Regions from separate parts of the Mus musculus genome. Here region 2 is linked to region 1. A link is a loop called in an ENCODE intact Hi-C map of the cell type or tissue named here. Cell type or tissue: gastrocnemius. All regions are shown on one strand. Links, peaks and the distances in the headings refer to the core of each region. The heading gives the core; the rest is flanking DNA.

Region 1 (8,523 bases), core at 364-8,363:
AAAGATGCAAATAGTTTGGAATTGAAACCTCTTCCAATAGCCAGAAAGCATGTGAGGTTGTTGGCCAGGCAAGGCTTTCAGGAGTTGGGAGAGAAGACAGCTTCTCAACGACACAGTGTAAAATTTTGAAATGCTAATATTTTGACAAATAGTCCTTAAGTTGCTTATTGTTGCTTAGTTAGAACTAAAGCAAACCAGCAGCTTGGGGCCCTAAACTAGCCCCCAAAGATGATGGGTAAACCACATCCAGGCCATCAAACTCGCCGTGCCATCCTAACTCACAGCTACGTAAAACTGAAAGATAAATTCATAAGGAGAAGTGTATTGCAGACATTCATCTTGAGTTTGTGGCCACAAACTCTTAACCGATCAAAATGGTTAGACCAGTGTTAATACTTTTGACCGTTTCTTCCGTGATTGGTCGAAGGGCTGAAGCAGTTTTCCTGCCTATCACTCATGCCATCCAGGGCAGTGTGCCATCTTTATGCCCACCTCAGTAAAAGGTTCTGGGGATGAATGGATGAAGACTGGTTACAACTGGCTTTAATTTCTTTTCCTGGTCTAACCTGCCTTGCTCTTTGATATTCTGCTCTCTTACTGCTCTCCCCTTTCCTTAAAGCTTGCTTAACCTTCCTTCAAGTCTCTCTCTGATTCTTTATCTGAAAAGGTGTTCTAGGGGAAGTATCTATAACCCTAGGGCACCTCACCTAGGGACCAAGGTGACTTTTTTGCTATCAGTTAACAGCAGTTGTTACCAGCTTCTTGAGTGAGTCATCATAGAAGCAGAGCCTTTCTATCCCAGTCAGACCTTCAGCTCACACCTAGCCTATATCTTAGTGTGAGACCCAAGAAGAACTTCCCTGCTAAGCCTGACCCGGATTTGTGACCCAAATAAAGTGTATGGGGGTAATAAACTTGTAATATTTAAGCCCCTACAACAGTAAGACAACCAGTTGGGGATAACCAATACAGACCTTGTAACCCAAATAAACTCAGACAGGATGTGCCTTCTCCCAGATTCTATGAATTCCATATTTTTTTTATTGGTTTAAATTCCAGTAGGCTGAGATGACTGAGTTCTGCTTCAGGAGGCTATAAAAGGCTATGTTCATAAATATGGCAAGAGGAGTCTAAGACAGGAGGAGGAAACTGTACACACTTTTCAATCCTCTACTTGTGTCAAATGTATTACTGTCCCATTGTTTAAAATAAAAGACCAAATGTAGTCATCTGGTGAGGTAAAGATACACAAGGGCATGATGCGGGCAATTGAGACACTAGGGTTATCGATACTGTTTAATTTCTATAGATGTTAAATCCAATTTAATTTATTCTACTATTTATAATATTTAAAGTTTATTTTAATGTGTATTTATGCTTTGTCTTCATGTATGTCTCTGTACCCCAGAAAGAGGGCATTGGGCATAGATTTGCAGATAGGTGTGAGCTATCATGTGGGCTCTGGGAATTAAACCCAGGTCCTCTGGAAAAATAGCCAGTGTTCTTAAGTGCAGAACCATATCTCCATCATTAATTTTCTTTCATTTTCAATCAACAAATCCGTACATATAATGTTTAAAGTCCTTAACAGTCCATCCCACCAATATTCATATCAAAATCTCTTGGAGTTGTTTTCTTGCTACACTCTCCATAAGTTTTGATGTGCTACCTGCTAATAAAATCTGAGTACTTACAAATATGATTTAAAAAAAAATTCCATTACACCGTTGTCTTAGAGCTGTAATCTACTTTTCTAACACACACAAGTTCCTTCCTGCTTGCTTCTAAGAGCAGCACTGAGAAACAAAGATGAAAACCACCTGCTACCAGAAACCCACAATTATTTTTCTCTGTACTAGAAGGTGCCTCTGTCCCCTCAGTTCCTGGTCAATGTCTGCCCTTTGAAATGGAGCCTCCAGAAGTGATTTCATACTGAGTTGTGTTTAGACAACATTTTCTACCTGCCAGGATACAATGAATCTAATGTATATTCCTGCTTTTTATATTTTTATTTAATGGTTTTAAACTTATTTTAATCTATTTCCAGTGTATTAAAAGGAAACACAATAGTACATAAACACTAGGAAACAGACTGAAGCAACACTTGACAGTGTTTTGAAGTAAAGTTGTCTAGAGGTTTCCTTGCATTGCTTGCCATTACAGGAGGTTGATCTGTTATAGAACCTTCCAGAAAAAGTACCATGGGTGGTAGTGGCCTTGTATGTTGTTGGATATTCATAGGAAGTATGGCATCTTTCTTCTCGGAAGGCTTTGTGAGCTCCAAAGGTGTGAGATTTGGCCTGTTTTCACACGGAGTGTGAGAACCTGTCAGTACTTTAACAAATGGTACCAGGAGATGTAGATAAGAATTTTCAGTAACTTGAGCCTTCAGAGCCAGTGATTGTCAGTTTTGTTGAAGCAAGCATTTCCTCTGAGGTTCTAGGGATGCTGTGTTTTGAGTTAGAGGCCCTCAGTCCAGTGGAGCTGTTCAGACACACCTATCTCCTTCCATCCTCATCCACCTGGGAAGTCTGGTGAAGCCATGATGGAAGAGGACAAACAATATCCACTCAAAGACTGCATAATCTACTCTCCCCACATTTCTCCTACACCCTGCTGAGTGTTCCCCGCTGTTCATTAAGGCCTTCATTTCTTCTTTGGCATTACACTTCCAGGTAGATGACATCATATGGATTGGGTCCACTGTCTTATTGGTTGCAGAAGAATCTAGGATTTAACATGCAGTCAAGACTGTCTTAAGAAAATCTATGAATCAGTTAACTGTTGCCAGGTAACAAACTACCACAGTATTCAGATGTTTCAAATTGATAGTTCTCAAATTTTCTGATGCTGTGACACTTTAACACAATTTCTCATGCTCTGGTGACCCCCAAACATAAAATGACTTCATTACTACTTCACAACTGTAATTTTTCTACTGTTGTGAACTGTAATGTAAATATCTGATATGCAGGATATCTGATATGCGACTCTAAAGGGGGTTGCAACCCACAGGTTGAGAACCCCCATTTTAAACACTTAGGGTTTGTTATAAGTCATACCTCCATAAATGTGTTATTCAGCTCTTCTCAGCTGACCTTTCCTGTGTGCCTGTGGACAGCAGTCCAGGAAGGACACTCTCTTGTGTTTGAGGGTGGGCTGTCTATAGGTTGGTCTGGGTTGGGCCCAGTTGATGTGACTTATCTCTGTTTCATGTGACCTCTCACATCCCATCAGGATAGCTTTAGTTTGTCCTCATATTCAAGGTAGTAAGCACTTTGAGACAGTGACTATGAAGTTCTCTTGAAGCTTAAGCTCCAAATAATCACTTTAGCACATCTGCCATCCTGTGTTGGCTAGTATAAGCTGTAAGACCAGAAAACTTCAAAAGGTAAGGAAAGAGGTTGTACTTTGTGCCGATAGAAACCATAAGGTTATTATTATAAAGGTTATAACTTCAGAGAAGTGTTGAAAATTGGAGACATTTCTGCAAGCAGTCTTCCAGAGTCAAGATAAATGTCAATATGAAGATTGACTCTCTTTGTCTCACTGCTGGATATAAAGAAAGTAGATGTGAGCCCCCAGTGTTGCTGGCATCTTCACTCCTACTAGGAGGGAAGCCAGCCAAAGGACCAAGCCAACACACAGTGAGAAATAAGGCAAGACGCACAAGAGGAAAGTACTGAAGCTCCCATGATATTGTTTACTCCTGAGTATTGGCCAACAACCCATATCCCTCCTTGGATCTTACAGATAACACTAGTCAATTCTGACATTATCCGGGCCTGTGGGATTGGTGTTTTATTTTTAGAACACAGACACACAAATGGTCCCATAATTCAGTGAAGGAATACTTCACTTCTCTTTAAAGTAGTGCCTCCCCACCCACGAAAACCGAGGACCTTCTGTGGAAGTGAAGAGAGTGTACAGGATTGTCGAAGGCAGTGACTAATAAGAAAATCAGCATCTTAGGACTGAATAGCAGGAGAGCTTACTCCAAAGAAACTCATATCAGTGACTCTAATCCTGCATTATGGAATATTCAACAGGCTGAAAGGGTCACTTAAATTTTCAGATATAATTTACTGTCTCTTATGGGAGAAATTACACGTTTCAGTAGACAGTTACTCGAGCTCTTTTTAATTTACATCTTCTGAAATGTTCCTTCAGTTTATTTTCTCCATATTTCCTCCAGTCAAGATTTCTGTTAAATATGTATTTATATCCATAAATGTTATTCATATACTAAGTGTACTTGCCACGAACTTACTTTCCATTCCTTTAAGATTCTTAAATACTTTTTTGTAAGAATTAAACTCTCTCTCTCTCTCTCTCTCTCTCTCTCTCTCTCTCACACACACACACACACACACACACACACAGACACACACACACAAATACACACACATATTTTCAGTAGTTAAAATTTTCACTTGTTTTGAGACAGCACTAGATAGCCTGGAACTTGCTATGTAGACTAAATTTCAAACACAGTGAGAGCTACTTGCATCTACCTCTCGGGTGCAGAAATTGTGTGCCACTATACCCAGCCCCAGTAGTCAATTGTTAAATGCTGTAGATTCACGGAGAACAATGAAACACATCTTTGCAAAGTATTCATGGCTTCTGTTAGTCACGCTTTACTCATTTTAACAATAAGTAAATGTATCAAGCTTCAACATTCAACATCACTAGAAGCAATAATATTACATGGTTCAGCTCTGAAGACGGAGGAGGCATTCTCAATCTACTATGATAAGAGGTCAAACATGGATGGAAATGTGGTGATAGAACATAGGAAGTCATACACAATTTTAGATCTAAGTATCAGGAAGAAAAGTTGTGAACAAATTTTTATCAAGCTTGAGTTAGGTCTAGTCTAGAAAGCGTTTGTAAATATTTCAAATATAAAGACTGAGTAACAGTGAACGTCTGAGAATTTCCATCTCAGCTCAATGATGTAGAATGTTTGGCTTAAGCAGAATAACCACATACATCACTGTATTGCACATCAGTGTTGTATATACACTGCACAATATCAAAAGCACTGGTCATATAGACTGTGAAGTAAATGAATCTCCCTGCACTTGTATGGACACAGTGTATAATCAGCCTATGTGTGGTAGCTGTGTATTAACATCCCTTGTGTTATTTGTTAAACAACTGCTTAGAAATGCTGTCAAGTTTAATAAGCTCTGTGTATCTTATGCTTCAGTCCTTTGTTCTAAGATTGTGATGGTTTGGATGAGAAATGTTCCCCATATGGTCAAATATTTGAACACTTGGTCCCCTGTTAGTAGTGCTGTTTGGGGAGGTTTAATGGCCTTGCTGGAGAATATACATCATTGAAGAAGGATTTGAGAGTTCATAGCCTCAGACCTCTTCCAGTTTCCTGTCTCCTCTTTGTGTTTGTGGTTGGAGACTGGATCTCTCATCTTTCTGCTCCAGCTGCCTGCTGCCAAACCTCTCGCACCAATATGGATTCTCTGTCTGGGAATCTAAGCAAAAAAAAAAAAAAGCTCTTTCTTCATAATAATTGGTTTTGGTCATGATGATTTATCAAAGCAACTGGGAAGTAACTAATACAAAGCATTTCTTACTAAGAAAAAATGTGGGCCTAGAGTCACTTATTGAGAGTGCCCCTGTTTATTTTGCATCAAGCCTCTCCCAGGAGAATGACTATGGCTGGAAAGGAAAGAGGTAGTATTCACCTCACTTTATCCAGTCGGTTGTTTTGGTTGTTTCTCAGGAGCTATCACCAGCCAAACATGATTCTTCCTTTTCTTGAGAAATGCTTTCTTCACAGATAGCAGCCTTTCTACTGTCTATGTAGAGGTTTTATGGACACCCATCACTGTGATGGAGTCTCCACATATGCCTTCCTTACACTGTCAACTTTTAGGGAAAATATGTGTTGTCCTCAGATATAATAGTAAATGCTCTAACTTATTATTTTCTCACTACTCCACACTGTGCAAATGGCCTTACTATCTTCACAGTCTCTTTCAAGGTAGTTATAGCTTTCCTGGATCCCAAATTTTAAAGACATTTAATCTGAAAATATTAAATAATTTAAATCAAACTAGCCTAGAACCTGGGTCACAGTGTCTTCAACAAAAAAACCCTCTCAGACATGTCACAGAGGATTTTCAACAGAGCCAAGTCTGGAATAGGATATTATGGTGATTTGAATGAAAAGAGATCCCCTAGGCTCACAAGAAGTGACACTATTAGGAGATGTGGCCTTGTTAGAGTAAATGTGGCCTTGTTGAAGGAAGTGGTCACTGGAAGTGGGCTTTAAGGTCTCAGATGCTCAAGCCATGTCCAGTGTGTCAATCACTTCCTGCTTTCTGGAGATCCAGATGTAATACTCTCTGCTATCTCTTCATCACCATGTTTGCCTGCATGCCACCATGTTTTTCACCATGATGATAATGGACTAAACTTCTGAACTGTTATTCAACCCCAATTAAATATTTTTTCTTTATAAGAGTTGTCCTGGTCTTGGTGTCTCTTAACCTAACCCTAACCTAAGACATATCTGTAAGCATTGGGGCAGACAGTGTCTTACTCCATCATCATATTATCTGTAGAGTTCACACTTAGGGGATTGGGAGCTGTGTTTCAGAGAGAGATTAGAGAGGGCAGTTATTTATGCAGTAACTCTGTCTCTTGTTGGCTGTCTCAAATTATTGAACTACTTCTAGCCATCCTGGTGTGTGTGTGTGTGTGTGTGTGTGTGTGTGTGTGTGTGTGATCTATGTGTTTCCTTTGCGTCATGAAAAAATATACTTGATCCATAGAAATATGGAAAGTAGTTGAAAGCTTTGTTCTGGTTCACAGTTTAAAGGGTATTAGTTCATTGGGGTAGGGAAAGACATGGTGGCATGGTGGCATTCATGGTGGGAAACTTGTGGCAGAGTCTATCCCATTATGGAATACCAGGAAGCAGAGAGCATGACAAGAACCAATGGTTAGACTATACTCTTAAAATACCTACCACTAGTGACAGATTTCTCCCAGACGCACCTACTAAGATTTCCAAAATTTCTTAAAATAGTGCCAACTTGGAGACCAATGCTTTAAAATATAAGTTTATGTATGACATTTTAAATCCAAATATTAACAAGACACAAGCAGAAACTTGAACTTATTACTTCTGCTCTGTAATGCCTATTATAAGAATGAGTCTAGGCCACCTTGATGGAGGGATCTGAAAGACATGAAGTTAGGAGAAAAGACATCCCGCTAAGGCCTTTCCAGTTGCCATATTAACCTTTGGAAGCATGAACAAGCCCTGCCCAGATCAGGTGACCTGACTCCAGATCACAGAATAGTTCAATGAACCCATAGATTCATCGATAACCACAGCAGCTATTTGATGTCAGAAGCATCTACATTTGTTATATAACAATAGATAACTAGTGCAGTTACCATGGGTTGTTTCTGGACCACAGCCAGTGAAGCATCCATTGCCAAGCGGCCTTTGGATGCATGCTGATGGCAGCACAGATGTTCTGTGAGAACAAGATGTAGCAGCTGGCACCATATGACCTTCCAATTGACAAAGGCCACCCACAGAGTTTATGCCATTACTGGACCTGCTCATTGCTAAGGCTGTGTGTTATGATTTTAATGTATTCCTTTCAAAATTCTTGTGTTCAAACATAACGACCAATGTGATAGTATTAAAAGAGGACCATTAAAAACTTCTTAGGTCATGAGGGCTCCTCCTCCCTCATTAGTGGAATTTTGGTCCTCATTAAAGATGGGTTACTTAGCCTTTGGCCCTCTTGTCCTTCTGCCATGAAAACACATGTCATCACTCCCCTCTGGAGAACGCAGTAAGCAGGTACATTTTTCCAAGTTCCGAGCAGTATTCTGAATTTTCCAGTGATTTGATCTTGGACACCACAGCCTCCAGGTTTACTTAGGAAGGTATTAGTGTTATAGAGATTTCACATTGCCTGTTGGGACATTTGCTTTTGGAACTCTGAGCTAGTGGGGGTGATGGTAAGGAGGCATGAGGCTGCCGTGCTGGGGGAAATGGAGATATTCCACATGGAGATATTCCAGTCACCACTCAATACATGTCACAGGTAACAGCAAACTTTACCACCAGATGTGTCCATGTAGCTCAAGCACCCATTATCAAGCACAGCAGCCTAAAGCTGAAGTCCTGGGTAATGCTCTGGGGACAGTCTTCCCCTAGTGTGCCTTGTTCAAATTCTTCAGCTATGTAATCTATAAGCAATAGGTGATTTTTTTTTTTTTTTTGGTCTTATGGGGTGACTTGAAGTAGCAATGGAAACATCATTTAATTATTTTATCTGTTACTTAGTATGGCCAAATTGCATTGTCTACTGGTTGATTGATTGATTGATTGATTTTTTTCTCATATCCTATTCTCCCTATTAAAAATTAGAGTAGCTCTGCTACTATAGTTACTTATATTGACCAAGATAGTATTAGCACATAGTGGTCAACAAAGAGCTGTCCAATGAATAAAAGAATTGATGTTTA
Region 2 (8,523 bases), core at 249-8,248, 100 kb before region 1:
AATGGAGAAAGGGCTCAGTCCAACTGCCCATTATAGATTTGTCCAGAGCTGTGTGAAACTGGAGCTGGGATTCAGCAGGATCAAGATCTATTGTCATTTTTCCTCATCAGCCTAGAGTTATACCAGGTGATATAGGTAACTCAGCACTCCCAAGTTAGGCTAGAAACAGTTTTGCATATGTGATCAAAGTCAAAATAATGGACTCCATGTTTTGGGGTGTGTGTGTGTATACACATGCGTGCATGCGTACATGCAAATGCACATGTGTGAGTGCGTGTGAGCATACGCCTTTAGTTTTGTTTAGTAAGAGAAAAAGATGAAGTTAAGTAGGAAAGGATGGGAGAGTATTTGGGAGGAGCTGGAGGACAGCAAAGAATATGATCAAAATATATTTTATGGAAACGAGAAAAATAAATAAGCCCAAATGATCTTTGTACAACAAGATGCTTCATAGGTGAACCTGAGATAATGTGAGGAATGACTTAGATATAAAAAAAAGATTAATAATGTTAAATGACCTTTCTACACTGGGCAACAAAAGTCCACTTTCCATTGTATCAAGGAAAGAGTGAAAAATATTAGCAAACAACAACTGAGCTCAAAATATTAATAACTGGTGTGCCCAGAGCCCATTGCTAAATTCTCAGATGTTCTGTGAACTAATCCAATGATTCTCTAAGATGACATGGTAGAAACTGGACTGCGGGTGATGCTTCCTGTTGAAGTACATGTCCTTAGTACTCAGGCAGCACTTAAAGCCAGCATCGCAGAGGCTGCAAAGTAAGTAGTTACAGCTGATCACTTTGTAATTGCACTGCTCTAGTTATTGTCTGTATGCTGTTGGCATTCCTCATGATGTTGGGAACTGTGTGGAAGAAGTATGCCTTATGGCTCGGGGCTGCCATCGCCGTTGAACCCAGAATTCAGTGCTGCCATTCTGACAACTCCAATCCAGACAGTGGCCAGTGTGAGTTATTTATACTGTAGAAACCAGCACCTCTACACATCAAACTTTTTTTTTCTTCTCTTTGACAGCAGGATGTTAAACATTTACCAGCATACCGGCAATCATTTTCACTTCTGCTACACTCTCCTGTGTTCTGTTTCCTCCATTTGCCCTCATTCTGACAGTGTTTTATTTATGTTCCTTGAAGCAAGGAACATAAGACAAGATAAAAGGACAAAAACAGCAACTGTTTTCCAGGCTTGAGTTTTTAGAGGATTGGGTGCAGAAGAAGAAAAGGAGCCTGTATTACAAGAAATACAGTAAGTTGGGAGCAAGTAAGATGAGCAAAAATAGAGCCCACCAGCTCATGTGTCCCTTAAACAAAGCAAGGGAGTTAGGTGGACACAGGAGAACAGAATGCTTTCCTAAAAGAAGAATACAGTAAAATTTGGGGTTCCAATGCTTGGGACAGAATTGTTGGAAATTCAGAACAAGTTCAAAGGAATGAAGTGAGGAAAGATTCAGACCGTCATTTGTAAAATTACAGGTTATCAAGAAGACCCAAAGAGAGCAATGAAGCTGATTATGCCCAGATAGTTGCCCCTGGTCTAGACATGGCAACAGTAAAGAATTTAAGGGTCTCTCCAGGTTGTCTATTATGGATGTGATAGAGGAGCACATATATCCATTGTGCTAAGATGGGACATAAAGAGTTCTGTTGATAGAATCTTATGTATCAATAGTAGGTACCAAAGACCAAGAACCAGGGTGAAGCCTGACTCTCAGCTGGTGATGTGAAAAAACAATGTGTTCTCAACCCTATAGTATGCAAGCCAAGAAATAGTGAAAGCCTTAGAGACTAACATGTAGTGCACAGCAAGCATATGGGATAACTGAAACCAAATGTGCGCCTTATTGTGGCACAGTATCTCATCATAGATGTTAGTGAGTATTGCAGAAAATAAAAAGAGGTGAATTTCATATACACCTGAGTTTGTGAAGTTGGATTGGTACCCAAAATACCATGACTCAAACCATGATTTTAGAACACAAGTATTTCTTCTCAGATCTACTGGGCTATTTACCTCTTCCACCACAGTGAGTGTGCCTGCTACTTTTGAGGATCAGAAGTATTTACACTACATAATAGGACATACTGATAATAGAAAATATTGATTGAGCTAATAGTTATGAAATGGGTATCCAAAAATTGCCCAAAGATATCAAGGGACAAACTTGCAGGGATATGTAAGTGTATTGTGAGTCTTTTCATGCCCTATCCTATGTCTAGTAAGCATGTCAGAAATAAATTTTACTGCATCAGCAATGTCCTTAAAGAAACCTATGTTTTCCCTTTTAACTTTTATGCATGACTGTACTATTTTTAGAAATATCGATTGTCCATAAAAGACTTTCAGGCTGCCAACTAAGCCTCAAAGGCTAATTGGGCTGACCAGCACAACCATAAGCTGGAATGCAGATTTGGGAAAGAAAAATGTGTCTATACCTAAGTGAAGCTGAAATGACATGTCAGTTTTAAGTTACATCATTAATGAAGCAAAGAGATAATTCATACATACAGTAATTGATCCTTTTCTGTCAACCTGCATCTCAGGGTAGGATAAATGTGGAGCAGGGCTATAGCAAGCATACCAAGGGCACAAAGCATTAGCAAGGGAAGTGTTTCTAATAGAAGCCCCTAGGATAACCCATGACAAATGATGAAAAAACTACTTAATAGTATTAACTGCTTTCATTCTTCAGCTTCTCATATCTTTTTTCCTAGAACTTAATGGCTATGGTCTTATCCATAGAATCAGGCATCCATATATTGGCATGGCTATGGTCTTATCCATAGAATCAGGCATCCATATATTGGCATAGACACCAGCTGCTTTTTTCCTTGTTTATCACCCTAAGTTTTTCTTGGGATCAGGTCTCAAGAGTAATTCTTATCCTTTGGTACTGTAGGATTTCTGGACCTCAAGACTGGATTTTAACAAGCTGAAAGCCTATGCATTTGCTTAAAGATGAAGGTGTACATGAGGAAGGCTAAGATCATCCTCTTCTTTTTTCTTGGATATTTTATTTATTTACATTTCAAATTTATCCTCTTTCCTGATTTCACCCCCCAGAAATGACCTATCCCATCCCCCTTCCTCCTGAGTCTATGAGGGTATGTCCCCACCTAACCCCCCCCCGACTCCTACCTCCCTGTCCTGGGTCATCGACCCTTCACAGGACCAAGGGTCTCTTCTTCTCTTGATACCCAACAAGGCCATCCTTTGCTACATATGAGGCTGGAGCAATGGGTCCCTCCATGTGTACTCCATGGTTGGTGGTTTAGACCCTAGGAGCTCTGGTTGGTTGATATTGTTATTCTTCCAATGGGGTTGCAAACCCCTTTAGCTCCTTCAGTCATTTCTGTAACTCCTCCATTGGGGATCCATAATCAGTTCAATGGTTGGCTGTGAGCATCTGCCTCCGTATATATTAGGCTCTGGCAGAGCCTCTCAGGAGTCAGCTATAACCAGCTCCTGTCAGTATGCAATTCTTGGCATCCACAATACTGTCTGCATTTGGTGGCTGTATATGGGATGGATCTCCATGTGGGGCAGTCTCTGGATGGTCACTCCTTCAGTCTCTGCTCCGAACTTTGTCTCTGTAACTCCTTCCATGGGCATTTTGTTCCCCCTTCTAAGGAGAACCAAAATACCCACACTTTGGTCTTCCTTCTTCTTGAGCTTCATGTTTCCTGGGTATTCCGAGTTTTGGGGCTAATAGCCACTTATCAGTGAGTGCATACCACGTGTGTTCTTTTGGATTGATTTACCTCACTCAGGATGATATTTTCTAGTTCCATCCATTTGCCTGTGAATTTCATGAATTCATTGTTTTTAATCGCTGAATAGTATTCCATTGTGTTAATGTATCACATTTTCTGTATCCTTTCTTCTGTTGAAGGACATCTGGGTTCTTTCCAGCTTCTGACTATTATAAATAAGGCTGCTATGAAGATAGTAGAACATGTGTACTTGTTATATGTTGGAGCATCTTTTGGGTATATGCCCAGGAGTGTTATAGCTGAGTCCTCAGGCAATACTATATCCAATTTTCTGAGGAACCACCAGACTGATTTCCAGAGTGGCTGTACCAGCTTGCAATCCCACCAAAAATGAAGGAGTGTTCCTCTTTCTCCACATCCTCAACAGCATCTGCTGTCACCTGAGTTTTTGACCTTAGCCATTCTGACTGATGTGAGGTGGAATCTCAGTGTTGTGATGAAAACTGCATGGTATTGGTACAGAGACAGGCAGGAAGATCAATAGAATTGAAGACCCAGAAATGAACCCACACACCTATGGTCACTTGATCTTTGACAAAGGAGCTAAAACAATCCACTCAACAAAAGACAGCATTTTCAACAAACGTTTCAACTGGAGGTCAGCATGTAGAAGAATGCAAATAGATCCATTCTTAACTCCTTGTACAAAGCTCAAATCCAAGTGGATCAAGGACCTCCACATAAAGCCATAGTCACTGAAACTAATAGAAGAGACAAAGAGGAAGAGCCTTGAACACATGGGCACAGGGGATACATTTCTGAACAGAACACCAATGGCTTATGCTCTAAGATTAATAATAGACAAATGGGACCTCATAAAATTGCAAAGCTTCTGTAAGCCAAAGGACACTCTCATTAGGACAAAATGGCAACCAACAGATTTGGAAAAAATCTTTATGAATCCTACATCCAACAGAGGGCCAATATCCCATATACAATGAACTCAAGATTTAGACTCCAGACAATCAAATAACCCTATTAAAAATTGGAGTACAGAGCTAAACGAATTCTCAACTGAGGAAACTCAAATGGTCGAGAAGCACCTAAAGAAATGTTCAACACCTTTAGTCATCAGGGAAATGCAAACCAAAGCAACCCTAAGATCATCCTCCTGTGGGCACCTGACCATTGTCTTTAGAATTTTTAATTACAAGAGCATTTCAGGCACAGTGATAAACAATCAGCAAATTTGGTTTTTTTCTTCCACTTTACCTTTCAAGTTATTAAAAATTGATGAACCTTCTGTGGTATTTCGAACAATGTCCTCTAGTCCTACATTTTAAGACTATGTTCAGCATTCATTTGGCATAGATTTAAAGAAATAAGCCTACATGACCTAGATAGCAAATTCTAGGCTTGCTAGGGAATAGACTGTGAAACCTACATTTAAAGAAATGGCATCTACCAGATGAGGTGTGCAGGATGTTCCCACTGATGCAATAATAGTTGCACTGGTATGTGACACACTGCTATGGAGTAACCAACGGTTTTCTGGTTAGATTTTAGGCCTACTCCACAGGAGGAAATTTCATTTTCTACATGGAACTGTAAATCTGGCCAAAAGTTCATAACTGTGGAGATCATGGATCTTGGGGAGACCTGGACTGCTCTCAGCCTTGGTCTGCTTAATTTCTTTGTAATAGACAGCAGTTGGTGCAGAGACTTATATGTAGCCAAAATGATTAAAACAAGTGACTATGAGTGACCATTACTAAATGAAGCATCTTTGTCACACAACCCCTGATGAGGATTAGGAAACACCACAGAAGAGGGGGGAGAAGGAAAATAAGAGAAGAGTAATATGAAATGTTATTTTCTGGATATGACATGGCTGTGAATCCAAAAGGACAAAACTCCATCACAAACATCACAGGACCTCTTGAGAGTCTGCATTCTACCAAACATGCTGATAGAGAGACAATCCTTCTTGGCTCCGGATGTAGCCCCCTGGTTGATTACCAATATTTCAACCTTATACCTATGCACATGTGGGCAGAACAATTTGACTTACTTTTTTTTTTTAAATTGGGAAAGTACATATTAAGTAAGATTTAGGGGAATGTGGAGAGGGAAATTGGGTGGTAGATTTAATTTATGTAAAAAAGAAATAGCAAAGCACAAAGTCAAACAAACATGCAACAATGTTTAGACTGGTTGGCTATTAAACCATCCTAATAGTCCATGTGACAACTAAGGGTGGCCTCTTGTAAACGTCCTTCAGCCTTCTAAGTTTTAGGATCCACGGGTGTAAACCATAATTCTTTCAAGTGTCTTGAAGGTGCAAATCACAACATGGCAGCCTCTCAGCAATGCCTATGTAACCTTATGAAAGAACAGAGCCCACCTTAATGAGTGAGGCTCCCAGGATGGAAGGTAAAGTTGGTCTGCCTACTTTTGCCTAAGTAAAAGTCTTTGCAAGTTCTTAGACTAGAGCTCTATGTAGCAAGTGGTCCAGTCTTATATATTCCCTGTCTTCTTTCTCCTTCTGAGTAAAAGAATAGAGTAGTCAAATTTGCTGCATTTTTTTCACTTTGAGACAGAGACTCTATATAGCCTAGACTGTCCAGAAACATACTATTTGTGCCAAAAATTTGAACATTTAGGTGCTAGAATCTTCCTTGTGGAGCTGTACTATTCCTCAAAGTGTGGTCTTTGGACTTTAAGTACCATCAGAACTGCTATGAGGACTTAAAAGTGAAGATCTCTGGCTTCATCCCAAAGCTGATAATCAAAAGCTGAGGATTCAGGGTCTTCTGATTCTGATGCAAGCTCAGGTTTGAAAAGTATGAAGTAAAACAGGACAGCATCTTTAGCACTGCTTACAGAGGCAATTAGGGTCACAGACATCGGAGTCAGACTGCTTGCTTCCTTCATGTACAAGGTGCCAATCTTGCGACATTTCTCAACCTTTGTGTCTGTTTCCTCATCTCTGCAAGGGTCATTAGTAATGCAGAATTCAAATGATCATGGAGCCATATTTAGTATTTTTTAGGTGTTCAAAAAGGACCTGTCATGATTATCTAAGTACTACTTTGATCATATTGGCAATGGCTCTGATCGGTGGAGATACTAAATACAAGGTAGTAAGGTCTTAGAGTTTGAATACCAATTCCAGTCCATTTTGGCTCTAAAGTTCAAATTAAAAATAGCTAATCAAAAAGATGCATAGCATATAAATCTCTGAAGTAGAAAAGGACTGATAGGCATTTCCTGGAGCAACTGTGGAAACAAAGAGGTTAAAATAGTGCACAGGACATGGCACTTACCTAACACAAATCTGTATGTTTGTAGTACAAGATACTCATTTTCTTCCATCTTTATGAATTCTTAGGTGAGGATCGTTGTAGTAAAAGATAGCTTAACAATAAGAAAAGCCTAGCTCTTTAATATGTGTATTTCATGTAGTTTCACGGTTAGTGGGAATTACCCAGAGAATAAGTAACTCTAGTTGGTGTAACAACAAAGGATAATCAATCTTTGGAGAAGTGGTCAAGATTAGGGTGACTTTTGTATCATTAAGGGTGACAAATTGTGGGATGGTAAATGTGTGGTCGATAATGTTTTGTAGGTTGCTCTAATACAATTCTGGGCTAACAAGGGTCTAAAGTTTACCTAGGTGATTGAACTTGTGTAATTTATGTTCTGCCTTTAGGCAAATGGGGGTGGGGGATGGGAGCTATTTTGTGTGTCTTTTCCATGGCCATCTATTATAACTTTCTGAACAAAGTATAATCTGGGGTGGGAGGGCCTGCTCTCTGTCTGTGACGGTTAGTTTTAACTGTTGTCCTGAGGTAACCTAGAGTCAACTGGGAAGTGGAACTCAGTGGAGGATTATTTAGAACAGGTTGGCCTGTGACTTTGTGTGTCTCAAGCTTTGTGTGTGTTGAGGTGGAAAGAGCCACTTAGAGCAAAATTGTTTCCTAGGTCTAGAATTGTATGAGTGGATTTAGAAATAAACCAGGGCACAAGCAAGCAAGCACACATTTATTTCTCTATGCTTGTGTCTGTGTACACGATGACACTAGATCTTCGATGTACCTGCTACTTTTTATCACCTTCTATGATAGACCTTTTATAATGTTACCTCTACTGTTAGGTGAAATCAAACCCTTTTCTACTAAGATGCTTTTTGTCAAGGTGTTTTATCTCAGAAACAGAAATCAAACTAGGAGAGTACCACATTAATACTAAGATGTATTGTTGCTAAACAGAATCTGTGTGACAAAGCTGTAGCTAGGGCCAAGGGTTCTAGAAAAGTGGTCAATACATTTGATTTGAGCATCACTACCCAGAATCTTCAAATTACCTAGTCAGTCCATTGTTTCTCACCCGGGATCTCAGTGTTTATAAAACATCAAGAGAGCACATAACATATTAGGTATGATTTTCTAGAGGAACACAATCAATAGACTGTGTATATGTAAATAATAGAAAGTGATTTATTAAACTGGCTTACAGGATAGGAGTGAGGTAAGGCAGCAATGCCATTCTGCAGGTTGTAGGGTCTGAAAACCATGTAGCTATGCATCCCAGTAAAGCTACTATGCTCAACCTCTGTGGCTGTCTTCAGACTCTCTCCAAGTCATCGCCCACCCAAAATAATGAACATCTCACTTCTAATGCTGTGTATTTACTTCAGTAATTGAAACAGTAAAAATGGACTCAGACAGCACAAACCCTTCTCAAATGAGATTGGCTAGTGATATTTTTCATATTGTGGGGTTAATCACTC

What was found. Hi-C counts contacts between places; a loop is a spot of excess contacts. Peaks named below come from ENCODE experiments on the same cell type or tissue, not always from the same donor. Only the 100,000 strongest peaks of a DNase experiment are listed, where the experiment ranks them.
Region 2: it touches region 1 in a loop (4-fold over the local background); 2 of 42 quality-filtered maps call a loop at or near these places.

Annotation. Positions count from the first base shown.
Region 1 is chr2:138,301,384-138,309,906 of GRCm38, forward strand. No RefSeq gene overlaps it. Among named protein-coding and RNA genes, the nearest start is that of Btbd3, 27 kb to the left of the region's middle. In gastrocnemius, for the core only: no CTCF peak of the experiment used is centred there; DNase peaks (open chromatin) are centred at 3,629 and 7,484.
Region 2 is chr2:138,198,178-138,206,700 of GRCm38, forward strand. No RefSeq gene overlaps it. Among named protein-coding and RNA genes, the nearest start is that of Btbd3, 76 kb to the right of the region's middle. In gastrocnemius, for the core only: no CTCF peak of the experiment used is centred there; no DNase peak of the experiment used is centred there.